2 separate regions of the Homo sapiens genome follow, and region 2 is linked to region 1. The links are chromatin contacts, found by Hi-C or POLR2A ChIA-PET in ENCODE. All regions are on one chromosome and are shown on one strand. The core of a region is the stretch at or near the end of the contact, and the rest is flanking DNA. Distances in the headings are between cores, read along the strand shown. Region 1 holds the start of GRAMD1C (GRAM domain containing 1C). Region 2 overlaps SPICE1 (spindle and centriole associated protein 1).

Evidence for each region. A loop is a pair of places that touch in the nucleus more often than their neighbours do. ChIA-PET counts read pairs that join two places held with the same protein, here RNA polymerase II (POLR2A). Pooled maps may share reads with other maps.
Region 2: a map of endothelial cell of umbilical vein shows a loop between it and region 1 (10-fold over the local background). The contact joins the enhancer-like site here to the promoter of GRAMD1C in region 1. A Hi-C loop is called at or near these places in 1 of 168 maps with a recorded cell type or tissue (endothelial cell of umbilical vein), 2 of 37 single-sample maps with no recorded cell type and 8 of 50 pooled maps. POLR2A ChIA-PET finds 5 or more read pairs at or near these places in 1 of 52 experiments (WTC11).

What each region holds. Positions count from the first base shown.
Region 1 is chr3:113,833,679-113,840,942 of GRCh38, forward strand. It overlaps GRAMD1C (GRAM domain containing 1C), which reads left to right and starts at 5,110. Exons shown (of 18, transcript NM_017577.5): 1 at 5,110-5,258. The coding sequence starts at 5,232. RefSeq lists a silencer at 5,123-5,322.
Region 2 is chr3:113,496,946-113,503,908 of GRCh38, forward strand. It overlaps SPICE1 (spindle and centriole associated protein 1), which reads right to left. Exons shown (of 18, transcript NM_144718.4): 3 at 6,235-6,282; 4 at 2,494-2,637. It overlaps SPICE1-CFAP44 (SPICE1-CFAP44 readthrough (NMD candidate)), which reads right to left. Exons shown (of 52, transcript NR_183050.1): 3 at 6,235-6,282; 4 at 2,494-2,637. Among named protein-coding and RNA genes, the nearest start is that of SPICE1, 15 kb to the right of the region's middle. Within about 2 kb of position 1,791, at least 3 of the 41 ENCODE cell types and tissues checked have a DNase peak (open chromatin) inside an H3K27ac peak, as active enhancers do; they include endothelial cell of umbilical vein, where a contact is called at or near this core.

The DNA.
Region 1 (7,264 bases), core at 3,860-6,359:
TAGGGGATGGTACCAGGGTAAGTTAAAATAAAATGTCACAAAAGTCTTTTACTGAGACTCAGCTGTTTTTTCTTAATTAAGCATTCCCCTGATTGTGGTAAGGTTTTGGTGACATTCCAGATTTCCAAATAAATTGTTTCTGACAGCTCTTGCCACCTTTTTTGTTGCTTTTGTGGAAGTACAGACTTTTGAAGTTCCCCACTCTGCCATTTTCGTTGATGTTGCTCCTCCTCATTCTTTTAAAAATTATTATGAAACTGCACAGAATTCCAAATTCTAATGGATGGAGGTTTGTCATTTATTTAACCAGTCCTTTATTGATGATGATTTGTTTTCAATTTTTACTACCAACTATTCTTCTAGGAATAACTTTGGATTATTTTGCATGTGTGCAATTAAATCTATAGGAAAAATTGCAGAAGTTGGTACTGCTGAAGAGTATATGCATTTTGTAATTTTTGAAGCTATTGCCAAATTCGCTATATTACTTTACACCTCCATTATTATTATTATTATTTTGAGACAGAGTCTCACCCTGTCACCCAGGCTGGAGTGTAGTGGTGCAATCTTGGCTCACTGCAACTTCCGCCTCCTGGGTTCAAGCGATTTTCCTGCCTCAGCCTCCCAAGTAGCTGGGATTACAGGCGCCTGCCACCACGCCTGGCTAATTTTTGCATTTTAGTAGAGACAGGGTTTCACCATGATGGTCAGGCTGGTCTCGAACTCCTGACCTCAAAGGATCCACCTGCCTTGGTCTCCTGAAGTGCTGGGATTACAGGCATGAGCCACCGCACCCAGCCTCTACACTTCCATTATAAGAGTCCTGTATCCCCACGGTCTTGTCAGCAGAATGCGTTTTCAAATTTCTGTACTTTTTGTCAAACTAGTAAGTGAAAAATAGTATTTCAGTGTGGTTTTAATTTCTATGCTATTCTGAGTGAAACTGAGGATCTTTTATATTTTTAAGAGACATTTGCCCAGGCACGGTGGCTTACACCTGTAATCCCAGCACTTTGGAAGCCCAAGGAGGGTGGATCATGAGGTCAGGAGTTCGAGACGAGCCTGATCAGCATGGTGAAACTCTGTCTCTACTAAAAAAAAAAAAAAAAAAATTAGCTGGGCGTGGTGGTGGGCACCTGTTATCCCAGCTACTCCAGAGGCTGGGACAGGAGAATCGCTTGAACACAGGAGGTGGAGTTTGCAGTGAACTGAGGTCGTGCCATTGCACTCTAGCCTGGTGACAAAAGTGAAACTCCGTCTCAAAAAAAAAAAAAAAAAGACACTGATATTTCCTTTTCCATGAACTTTCTGACATATACTTTAACAATTTTAACTTGACTATGGTTTTTCCATATGTTTTTCTGGGAGCTGTTTACATATTAGTGTGATCTCACTTTAAATACATGACCATTAATCTCCTAATTAAGCATTCCCCTGATTGTGGTAAGCAGGGATTTCTGGGAGCTGTTTACATATTAGTGTGATCTCACTTTAAATACATGACCATTAATCTCAATGAGGCATTTGTGTTGCCCAGCAATGCTACTGTTTTACTGTTTTCCTAAAACATTAGTCAGTTCATTCACCTGTGCTCCTAAGTATTTCATAATTTCTCCTTTCTCTTCAAACTTCTAACAACTTTTCTTCCATATTCACTTTCACCTTATGTTCTATTTCACTGCAAAATATATCAATGCTCTTCAGCCAAAGTCCAGGAGAACCATAGCTGTAGTTAGACAACATTGTGTTTATTGACTCATTGCAATGAGGGTGAAAAAATACCATGGAGAACCATGAGGACATCTCAGTGAAAGGGTGTTAGAAAGGTCTTACTACAGGATTTGGGTTTGTGTTCAGTGATTTTGCGAGGAGGATTCAAGAAGTGGAGCTTTGTCCCAGATTACATATTGTCAATAAGATGTGGTTATTCTGATTGGGTATCTTAATACATCTTATCTAGAAGGTAGGTGGAATAAAGTGAAGCTAAAGCTGTTATTGGGAAAAAGGCAGCAGTCAGTCATATTAGTCAGCATAGGGACATAGTCATTTCTGTGTTTCGAACGATGTTCACATTTTTGTCTGTGTTTAGACATGATTACCCAGTGGCCTTCTTTTTGTCTTACTCTATCATGATCATACAGTGGCCTTGCTTAATATTAGTGTTCTGTGACGTTTTTTATGTTTAACAGAACACAGTTTATGCAAAGTTTTGCAGAATGAGGATGGAAACCTGTCTTTTACTGATTATCTTATTAAGTAATTTGTCCTTTAGTATGTCATATATATTTAAGAAATATGCTCATGGCCAGGTGCAGTGGCTCACGCCTGTAATCTCAGCACTTTGGGAGGTTGTGGCGGGTGGATCACTTGAGGCCAGGAATTTGAGACCAGCCTGGCCAACATGGTGAAAGCCCATCTCTACTAAAAATACAAAAATTAGCCGGGCATGGTGGTGGGCGCCTGTAGTCCCAGCTACTCAGGAGGCTGAGGCAGGAGAATTGCTTAAACCTGGGAGGCAGAGGTTACAGTGAGTCAAGATTGTGCCACTGCACTCCAGTCTGGGGGACAGAACGAGACTCTGTCTCAAAAAAACAAAAACAAAACAAAACAAAAAAGAAATACACTCAGTGTCTGACATTTTGTGGAACTGGATTCAACTCCTTTCCATCTCTTCAACTTTACATTATGATTTTTAAATATATGTAAACAGTAAAAGAATAACTGAATAGTAGTATACCCTCCACTTAGGTCCAATAATTAACGTTTCGCTATTTTGTTTTCTCTGTGTATTCATCTTCGTGGAAGCATTTGGAAGCAAGTTGCAGACATGGTGCTACTTCACTCCTAAATACTTTTTTTTTTTTACATCCCCATGGATAACAGGGAACTCCTAAATATTTTAGTGTGAGTTTTCTAATATTAAAGACACCCTGCAACATAGCCACAAGTTATTATTATTATTATTATTTATTATTATTATTTGAGACGGAGTTTCACTCTTCTTGCCCAGGCTGGAGTGCAATGGCCTGATCTCGGCTCCCTGCAGCCTCCACTTTCCAGGTTCAAGCGATTCTCCTGCCTCAGCCTCCCAAGTAGCTGAGATTACAGGTGCTCACCATCACGCCCGACTAATTTTTGTATTTTTAGTAGAGACAGGGTTTCACCATGTTGGCCAGGTTGGTCTCAAACTCCTGACCTCAGGTGATCCTCCCACCTCAGCCTCCCAAAGTGCTGGGATTACAGGCTTGAGCCACCACGCCCAGCTGCCAAAAATTATTAATTATCCATAAATGAATATCCATAAATGTATACATAAATCATTAATTATCCTGTAACATCAACTCTAATAGCCATTTCATATTCACTATTCCTCAATTGTTCTAGAATGTCTTCCCTCCCTCCCTTCCTTCCTTCTTTCCTTCCTTCCTTCCTTCCCTCTCTCTCTCTTTCTTTCTCTCTCTCTGTCTCTCTTTTCTGGAGATGGGGCCCCCCTGTTTTGCCCAGGCTGGTCTTGAACTCCTGGACACAAGCAACCCTCCCACCTTAGTCTCCCAAAGTGCTGGAATTACATGAGTTAGCCACTGTGCCTGGCTTAGAATGTCTTTTTTATAGCTGTTTGGTTGGGAACTCTGAACCCCAAATATCTGAGACAGGCCTCAGTTAATTTAGAAAATTTATTTTGTGAAGGTTAAGGACACACCTGTGACACAGTCTCAGGAAGTCCCAATGACATGTGTCCAAGGTGGTTGGGGTACAGCTTGCTTTTATATATTTTGGGCAGACCTAATACATCAATCAATACATGTAAGATTTACATTGTTTCAATCTGGAAGGGGAGACAGCTCCAAGGCGAGAAGGAGGAACTTTCAGGTCATTGGTACATAAAAAAATTTTCTGATTTGCAATTGGTTGAAAGCGTTATTATTGACTGGGAGCTGTGGCTTGCACGTGTAATCCCAGCACTTTGGGAGGCCGAAGGGGGCAGACTGCTTGAGTCCAGGAGTTCGAGACCAGTCTGGGCAACATGGCGAAACCCTGTCTCAAAAAACAAACAAACAAACAAACAAACAAACAAACAAAGTAGTTAAGCATGGTGGCACACGCCAGTAGTCCCAGCTACTCGAGAGGCTGAGGTGGGAGGATTGGTTGAGTCCGGGAGGTGGAGGTTGCAGTGAGCAGAGATTGCGCCACCGCACTCCAGCTGGTCTAATAGAGCCAGAACCTGTCTCAAAAGAAAAAGAGAAAAAAGAGTTATTATCAGTAGAAAGGAATGTCTGGGTTAGGATAAGGGGTTGTGGATACCAAGGTTTTATCATGCAGATGCAGCCTCCAAGTAGCAGGTGTCCGAGGCAATAGATGATAAATATTTCTTCTCAGACTTAAGGTCTGTGTTGATGTTAATGAGGCATGTCCAATCCCCTCTTTCATCATGGCCTGAACTAGATTTTCAGGTTAAATTTGGAACGCTCTTGGCCAAGAGGAGGGGTCCATTTAGATGGCTGGGGGTGGGCCTCGGCATTTTATTTTTGGTTTACAGAACCAAGAATCTGCAATACGTACAGCAGTTAATCAGTAACTTCAATCCTTTATTGGAAGGAACAAGAGTTTCCTGGCCGGGGGCGGTGGCTGACGCCTGTAATCCCAGCACTTTGGGAGGCCAAGGCCAGCGGATTGCCTGAGGTGGGGAGTTCGAGACCAGCCTGACCCACATGGTGAAACCTTGTCTCTACTAAAAATACAAAAATTATCCGGGCGTGGTGGCAGGCGCCTGTAACCACAGCTACTCGGGAGGCTGAGGCAGGAGAATCGCTTGAACTGGGAGGCGGAGGTTGCAGTTAGCCGAGACGGGGCCTTGGCACTCCATCCAGCCTGAGGAATGAGAGCGAAACTCCGTCTCAAAAAAAAAAAAAAAAAGTTTCCGAGCAATTCACCTTTTCGCACATTGGGGCAGGGTATGCCATTTCCTGGGAGGCACAGTAGTTTGAGGTTGGGAATAGGGAAGTCTCATTGTGACCCCTAGAAAGACAAGCCTTCAGGCTAACCCGGTAACACCCATCGTCAGGAATCCTTCACGGCCGCCAGAGGGCGCAAGGAGCTGCGGCTGGAAGTACTCGGAGGGCCGGCGGAGGAGGCGCGCGGAGCCTGTAACTCGCAGCGCGCGCTGGAGGTGGGCGCGGGGCGGTGCGGTGCGGTGCGCGCGGGGCGGTGCCGCGGCGGCGGAGGGAGCCGCGATGGAGGGCGCTCCGACTGTCCGTCAGGTAAGCCGCGGGCCTCGCTGGGGCAGGTTCCCATCTGTGGCTTTAGCCTACTTTTTCTCACGGTGATTGCTTGAACCTTCTCAGATTACAGTTAATCCCTCCCTTCCCTTTTCTTCGTGCTCTTTGGAGTAATACGGAAAGTTGTTACCGAGGAAACGGTTTCCTGTGCCTCTGCGAGCCCTTTCCCTACGGGCGGTGGTGGGGACATTTGCTTCCCTGTGGGCGTTGAGGGCTTGAATTTGGTCCCGAAATGTCCTGGTGCGGATGTCTCAGCCCCAGGCCCCCTTGGGTCAGGCCCCATGGTCGTGATTCTGACCCACTGTCAACGTTTTTTCCAGCCTTGCCCCCTTCCTTTCATTCTCAGCCCTGTTGTAAAGGTCCGGATAGTTTAAATCACTGTGCTGTCAGCCAAGTTTTTGATTTCAACTAGTCTAGTTTTATTTGTTTACTACCTTATTTGACAAAACGGAAAGCGTGCTTATTAATATTCAGGATGAAACCCCGCTTTTGTTGGACGGGCGCCTGCGTTTCTGAACACCATCCTCCTTCTACATTGGTTTGTGTGTATGTATTTTACTTTTAGAGAACTGCGGTCAGTGCTATATCTTCTGAAGAGCGTTATAGTTTACAGATTAGTGGAGGTACACAAATAATTGTTGAATGAACAGATGAATGAGTGTTATTTCACTTGATTTGAAAAACATTACTATGAAATAGTCAAGCTGGATATTCATGAACCCAATCAGTCACTGATTCAGTTATGTCCCTGGCACTGGGTGTTCGGGATTAGATGGTGATTAACACAGACATGATCCCTGCTCTCAATAAGCTTATTGTCTAGACTAGAGATAAAATTATTTCCTCTATTGTAGAGTTAAGGAACAGATGTACAGAGATTGACTTTGCTAAGGACCACACAGCTAATAAGTCAGAGAGACAGGAATCTACTGTAGCCACCCCAGAAAGCCAGAATGGACCCCCATCCCAAATTTGATTCAGGTGTAGAAACTGATGATGCCACACACACACCATGAGGTTGGAGTAGAAACTGATGATGCCACACACACACCCTGAGGTTGGAGTGCAGTGGCGCAATCTCGGCTCACTGCAAGCTCTGCCTCCCGGGTTCACGCCATTCTTCTGCCTCAGACTCCCCAGTAGCTGGAACTACAGGCGCCCGCCACCACGCCCGGCTAATTTTTTGTGTTTTTAGTAGAGACGGGGTTTCACCGTGTTAGCCAGGATGGTCTTGAACTCCTGACCTCATGATCCGCCCGCCTCGGCCTCCCAAAGTACTGGGATAACAGGCTTGAGCCACCACCGCGCCCGGCCCTGAAAAAGTCTTTTACTTACATAATTAAGGTCTCCAGGGAGAGCAAGGCAGGCCTCTCAAGCAGCACTAAAATGGCTTAAGAGAGCCTCAGGAAAAAACTGGCTCCAGGTCTTTTTTTCACCCTTGATGTTTGATGACTGACCTGCACCATTTGAATTTGAATTTGAATTTAAGTCAGCCATTGTGGCCCAGTGCAGTGGCTCATGCCTGTAATTCTAGCACTTTGGGAGGCCAAGGCAGAAAGAAGTATCGCTTGAGGACAGGAATTTGAGACCAGCCTGGGCAACAAAGCAAGACCCTGTATCTACCAAAATAAAAAAAAAAAAGAAAGAAAAATTAACTGGGCATGGTTGTGTGGCGCCTGTGGTCCTAGCTATTTGGGAGGCTGAGATAGGAAGATCACTTGAGCACAGGAGGTTGAGACTGCAGTGACCCCTGTTTGTGCCATTGCACTCCAGCCTGGGTGACAGAGACCAAATTATTTTCAGAAATTTAACCAAGGTGGTAGGCCTTACACTATGTGTGGCACAATAGCCCATCCTCCTTTTGTGAGCTCCTTTGTGAGTATGTCAAAAGACTGTCCTCAGGGGAGGATGTCATCAATGGAATGTTATACTTGTGCTCCTGGAGAAAATTTGATGCAGTTAAGATCTTTCCTGTAAAGGCTGTGTAT
Region 2 (6,963 bases), core at 541-3,040, 340 kb before region 1:
GAAGACAATCTGTGGGTAACTGACAGTACTACTTAAGTATCCAGCAATGTTCTTTTGGTTTCTCCTTTAACAGCAGAACTCCTGCATTTTAGCCAATTACATAGCTAGATTTCCCAACCATCTTTGTAAGTGGGAATGGCCATGTGATGACTTTCTGGCCAACAGGATATATGCCAGAACTTCTGGGTGACATGTAATAGGAGTAGCATGCACTGTTCTTCCTGTTTCCTGCTGGCTGGCATATAGCTGAATGAAGCTGCTATGGCCATTTTGTATTCAGAGACAGAAGCTGTGTAATAAAGGACTGCAGAGTTCCCTACCAGCTACCACTTTCCTCTCAACTGTTTAATAAACAGAAACAAATTTGTTTGTTTAAAGCAAAACATATAGGAGGGTATTTTTTTATTTCCAGAAGCTTAAACTATACTCTAACACACAACCTAAGTGTTCACCAATAAAGCACAGGATAAATAAATTGTGGTACATCTATATGCTAATGGCCATCAAAAAGAAAAGGTAGATGTCTAAGCACTGACAGGAAATTATCCCAAGATATGCTGGTAGAGAGAAAATACCTGAATCCTGATGAGAGCTGAGGTGCTCAACCCCTGCAGCACATTCAAATTACATAGGAACTGTCTAAAAAACACCTACATGGGGCCACATCCTAGGTCAACTAAATCTGAATCTCTGGGTATAGAGTCCAGATATAGTTATATATATATGCATACATACATAGAGAGAGAGAGAGAGAAAGAGAGCTTTTTTTTTTTTTTTTTTTTTTGAGACAGAGTCTCACTCTGTTGCCCAGGCTGGAGTGCAGTGGCACAATCTCAGCTCACTGCAACCCGGATTCAAGCGATTCTCCTGCCTCAGCCTCCTGAGTAGCTGGGACTACAGGCACCTGCCACTGTACCCAGCTAATCTTTAGGGCTTTTTTTTTTTTTTGGTTTTGCTGTTGTTGTTTTTGAGACAGGCTGGAGTGCAATGGACCAATCTCGGCTCACTGCAACCTCCGCCTCCCAGGTTCAAGCAATTCTCCCACCTCAGCCTCCCAAGTAGCTGGGATTACAGGCACCCGCCATCATGCTCAGCTAATTTCTGTATTTTTGTAGAGATGGGGTTTCACCATGTTGGCCAGGCTGGTCTTGAACTCCTGACCTCAGGTGATCTGCCCGCCTTGGCCTCCCAAAATGCTGGGATTACAGGCATGAGCTGCCACACCCAGCTGTTATATATTTTTTTAATGGAGCTTCTTGACCCTGACTGATTCTAATGTGCAGTGAGAGTTGAGAACCACTATACTAGTGCCTGAGGCAGCAGATCTACAAAAAGAAGGCAAAGAAACATCACTCATCGTCTCTCACCACCCTTCTTTAAACACCTACTTCTACCACATCTATAACTTGTATGAGAAATTCAGGACATGAGCAGGAACCACTAGAGAAAGGAAAATAAGCCCAGAGTCTGATGCAATCCAAGCAGGCTGCCTTTTTTCGTGGTGAGATCTGTGTTTTTAGGCCTTTCACTGAGAATTACCCCATAACATTTAAATGTATGCGACTTGTCCAAGATCACCAAAAGATACTTACCTGTAAAGAAGCATTCTCTCAATCAAGCCACTGTTCTTTTCTCAAGCTCATGTAAACATTTATTTGGGAGATATTATTCTTCCTGATGATGTCTAAGACTGAGACTTTATTTCAATAAGAAGCCTAACAAATTCCTCAAAAGAAAATGTATGATTCAAAGCTGCCGTGAAAGGTCAGACAGCTAAGTGCTGTACATAAGCTTCAATATGAACAAGGAGCAACACTACAGACAAAGCACATTCCTTCACAATGACTTCAGCTCAAATTTAAAAAGGTTATTTGCTGTAGTTTCCTCTTATTTCCCATATTGTTTATCCCTACATATCTGATTACTTATCTGAACACCCCACGTCTGGCAAAAGGTTAAGCCAAAGACAAGTTGCTTATTACTCAGTTGGACAAGCATACAACATCATTTTTTTTTCAAAGTAACCTAACAGCACTGCTGTTAAACTGAGAAAAATAATTATAGCAGCTTATATATAAAAAGAGGAATAAGAAAAGATTGTGCTAATCACTTTACTGAGAAAAATTATTATAGCAGCTTATATACAAAAAGAGGAATAAGCAAAGATTGTGCTATTCACTTTGTAAGTATTATATCACTGAAATCTCATAGCAATACAAGCAAATAATAATTTTAAATATGAGAAAATTCAGGCTGAAAAGTTAAATAATTTACTTAGGGTCACACAGCTGGTAAGTAGTAGAACAGGAATTCAAACCACCAAACCAGACTCCAGTCACCACTCTGTTGCTTTTTTTGAAGTCCACATGTAGATTATTGAATAAGAATGCAGTGATTACTAGAGTCTCTCCAACGTGAATCAAATTGAAGAAAAACAAAGAACCCTATTTATCTCCTTTTTTTCTTTCTAACTCTAATGCAGTTTAGCATTACCTCCTTCATGATAGACAATCTTCTTTTCTCAAGATTTAAAGTTTCTGGTTTCTGCTTCCTCCATTTTCTCTTCAAAGCTTTTTCTTGGAGTTCCCAGTGTACTAATGCTCTATTCTTCGATTTGTGTATTTCATGACGGCGTACCTATACAGAAGAGAAAAGTACATAAAGGAATGTTTCAGACACAAAGAAGTTGCCTATTCAGATGATGAGATCACCTACTCTAGTTCATCACTTTTTAAACTTTTTCTGGTCCAATATGTGCATGTTTATATATATTCATAGCCAAAATTTTCAGTCCCCTAAATTTTCAAAAATGATCTTAAAGAAAGCAGTATATAGAACTGGTAAACCTACCTAAAAGATGTACAGAAAGAAATAATAATTTCTACTACTTTTCTGCAAGACTATCCAGCAAACTAGTGTTTTTCAAACCACAGGTTGGGACTCACTTAATGGATGATAAAATCAATTCATGGGTCAAAACCAGCATTTTTTTTTAACATACACATACACACATATACACACACTAACTGAGCACAATGTAAAAGGTACAAAATCCACCGAGTCATCTTTGGCAAAGACACACTCATTTCATGATCATCACACTACTACCAAGAAATAATAATGTAGTGTTTATAGCCCTTCAATGGCCTCATGTGGGAGTGGGTCACTGAAAATACAGAAGTCAGGGAAATAGAGTTCCTGAAGTACAAGAAGAGATACGCGCCACAGATCTCAAGTGTTAGAGGGTTCACTAAGGTGGGTTCACTAAGGTTCACTAAGGTGGCTAAGAAATAAAATTAGATATTTGATTTTACAAGTACTCTAGTATTCAGAACTATGAACATGAACATATATGATAAAATGTACTACTGAGTTTTCACCATGTAAATAAAAAATCAATCCATTAAAGAGACAATAACAAGTATTACACAAGGATTCTGACTCACAAAAAACAAATGAAGATGACATTTTTTAGACAACTGAGGAGATTTGAATATGGGCTAGGTATTAGGTGTTACAAATAATTATATTTACTTTTGTTGGATGTAATAATGGCACTGTGGTTATGTTGAAAAAAAAAAGGCTTACATTTTTAAAAAATGCAAACTGAATATGTAAGCACAAAATGATGTGTTCTCTGGAATTTGCTTTAAAATATTTCAGAGAAAAAAGAAAAGGGTAAGATAAATGAAGCAACTGTGGCAAATTTTTAATAACTATCCTATCTGGGTGAACAGTACATAGTAGTTATTTCTATTTTTATCTCCATTTTCCCTTGAGTTTGAAATTTTTCATTTAAAAAATATTAACTCAGTTGGGCATAATTATTATTCTCAGTAAATAGTTAATGAGCACCTACTAGGATTAAGACTCCTGGGTACACAAAGATGTATAAGATATGGTCTGTATCTCTCAAAAGCATTAACAATCTGCCCATTGAGATTGGGCACATCCTTATAAAGACAAATGATATACATTAGATGTCATATACTCAATGCCTAAGTTAGGTAGTAATAGTTCAGAGGAGATAACTGTTGGTCAGTTTCAAAAACAGGACTTCAAACTTACTATAAAACGACAGTAATCAAGACAATGTGGTACTGGCATAAGGATTGACATATAAATCAGTGAAATAGAATTGAGAGTGCTGAATAAACATTTATATTTATGGACAAGTGATTTTTCAACAAGAGTTCCAAGATCATTCAATGGGGAAAGAATAGTCTTTCCAATAAATGCTGTTTGGACAATGATTATCCTTTAGCAAAAAATAAAGTTGGGCCCCCCTCCCACCACACACCATACAGAAAAATTAACTTAAAATGAATCATAGTTCTACATATAAGAACTACAACTATAAAACTCTTAGAAGAAAACATAGGAGTATGTCTTTGTGAACCTTGGGTTAGGTAACAGTTTCTTAGGTATGATACTAAAAACTCAAGTGACAAAATAAAAAACAGGTAAATTTGACTTCATCAAAATTAAAAACTTCCCTGCTTAAAGGACACCATCAAGAAACTGAAAAAACAACTAAGAAAATGGGAGAAAATACTTGCAAATTATATCTGATTAGGAACTCAAATCCAGAATACATACATAATTTTTATAACTCAACAATAAAAGCACAAATAATCCAATTTTTAAATGACTAAGGTATTTGAATAGACATTTCTCCAAAGAATATAGTAGAAATGGCCGAAAAGTACACAAAAGGATGCTTAACATCCTTTATCAATTAGGGAAATGCAAATTGAAACCACAATGAGACAGCACTTTACACCTACTAAGAGAACTAAAATGAAAAAGGTGACAGTAACAATGTGAGGAAACTGGAAGCCTCATACATGCTGGCGGGGATGTAAATGGTGCAGCCACTTCATAGAACAGTTTGACAATTATTTAGAAAGTTAAATATGGAGAAATTATATGACTCAGCAATTTTACTCCTAGATGTATACATATAAAAGAACTGATAATACATGTTCACACAAAAACTTGTACATGAATGTTCACAGCAGCATTATACCTAACAATGCAAAAGCAGAAACAATGCAATGTCCACCAACTGAACAACAGATAAATAAAATGGTAGATCCATACAATGGAATATTATTTGGCAATTATAAGGAATAAAGAACTACTATGAGCTGGGCGTGGTGGCTCATGCCTATAATACCAGCACTTTGGGAGGCTGAGGTGGGCAGATTCCTTGAGCCCAGGAGTTCGAGACCAGCCTGGGCAAGACGGCAAAACCCTGTGTCTACAAAAAATACAAAACTTAGCCAGGCGTGGTGGCATGCACCTGTAGTCCCAAGTACTCAAGATGCTGAGGTGGAGATGGCTTGATCACAGGAGGTGGAGGCTGCAGTGGGCAGAGACATACATGCTACAACAGGGATGAACCTTGAAAATATTATGCTAAGACAAAGAAGCTAGACACAAAAGGCCACGTGTTGTATTCCGCATATATCAAACGACCAGAATAGGCAAATACATAAAAGCACAAAGTACATTGGTCATTGCCACAAACTGGGAAGAACTGGGCACAAGGAGTGACTGTTAATGGGTAGAGGGTTTCATTTTGGGGTAATGAAAACATTCCAAAATTAGATAGTGACAATGGTTGCACAACTCTGAATATACCAAAAATCACCAAACTGCACACTTTAAACAGGTAAATTTCATGGTATGTGAACTATATCTCAATAAATCTTAAAAAAAAAAAAAAAAAAAAAACCTAAGTGGAAACATAAAAAAAAAAAGTAGGATTTGAACTAGGATAAGGAAGTAAGGTAAGATTTGAACGGGTAGAGAAGAAGGTACAGAAACTGTTCCAAGTAAGGAATGGGGGCTCAGACATGGAAATACACAGAAATTATTACACTGACTAGAACAATATGTTTGTATAGGGAAGTAATAAATAATGCTGAAGATATCTATAGATTTTTTAAAAAGGCAGATAGATAGATATATATCAGGCAGTACTAGACTGAAGAGATTTCAACTATAAACCCAACATATTTAATGAAACTCTAATACATACTAATTGATATTCCTAGCTCAAATCAGGAAGTCCAGAAGATAGGCGTTTTGATTTTATATAGACATAAACAAGATTAAACATAACTGAACAACTTCCAGGAAGTGCCTATAGTTTCTATTCTAAAGGTTACAAGTCAAATACCAAATAAAACACTGAATAAATGACTTAAGTTTTGATATTAAACTCACCAGATCTTCGGGAGTTGCCCGATGAACGGTTAGATCAGTCACGGTATTCTGTAAAAAAAGGTGGCCTTTCTTTAAAAAAAAAAAAAAGTTTTCTTATAAAATATACACATTTATTGGATTTTAATGGCTAAAATGGTTTCAAAATCCTAGGACCAAAAATTCTTTCTTTCTAGGAACCAGTATTCTCAATTTAGATATGAACACATATTAGTTTTAGGTGTCCTATTTATAGAAAATAACAGACTAATTTTAGATGTCTTACAGAAAATAAGTACTGTATTCACCAAGCAGTCATACACTATAGTAAAACAATGAAAATACTCAAAATGAATATATGATATATGAATAAATGGTAGTATATATTCAAAATGAGTAAGTTTAACTAAAGTTTTAGTTTTCACACTGTAGTCTATGGAATCCCAGGATTCCACAACGTAACGCTAAAGGTTCCTAAAAGAAAGTGAGATCACTGGCTGGGTACAGTGGCTCATGCCTGTAATCCCAGCACTTTGGGAGGCTGAGGTGGGTGGACCACCTGAGCTCAGGAGTTCGAGAACAGCCAGGCCAACATGGCAAAACTCCATCTCTACTAAAAATACAAAAATTAGCCAGACCTGGTGGCGGGCACCTGTAATTCCAGCTACTCAGGAGGCTGAGGCAGGAGAATCACTTGAACCTAGGAGGTGGAGTCTGCAGTGAGCCAAGATTGTGCCACTGCACTCCAGCCTC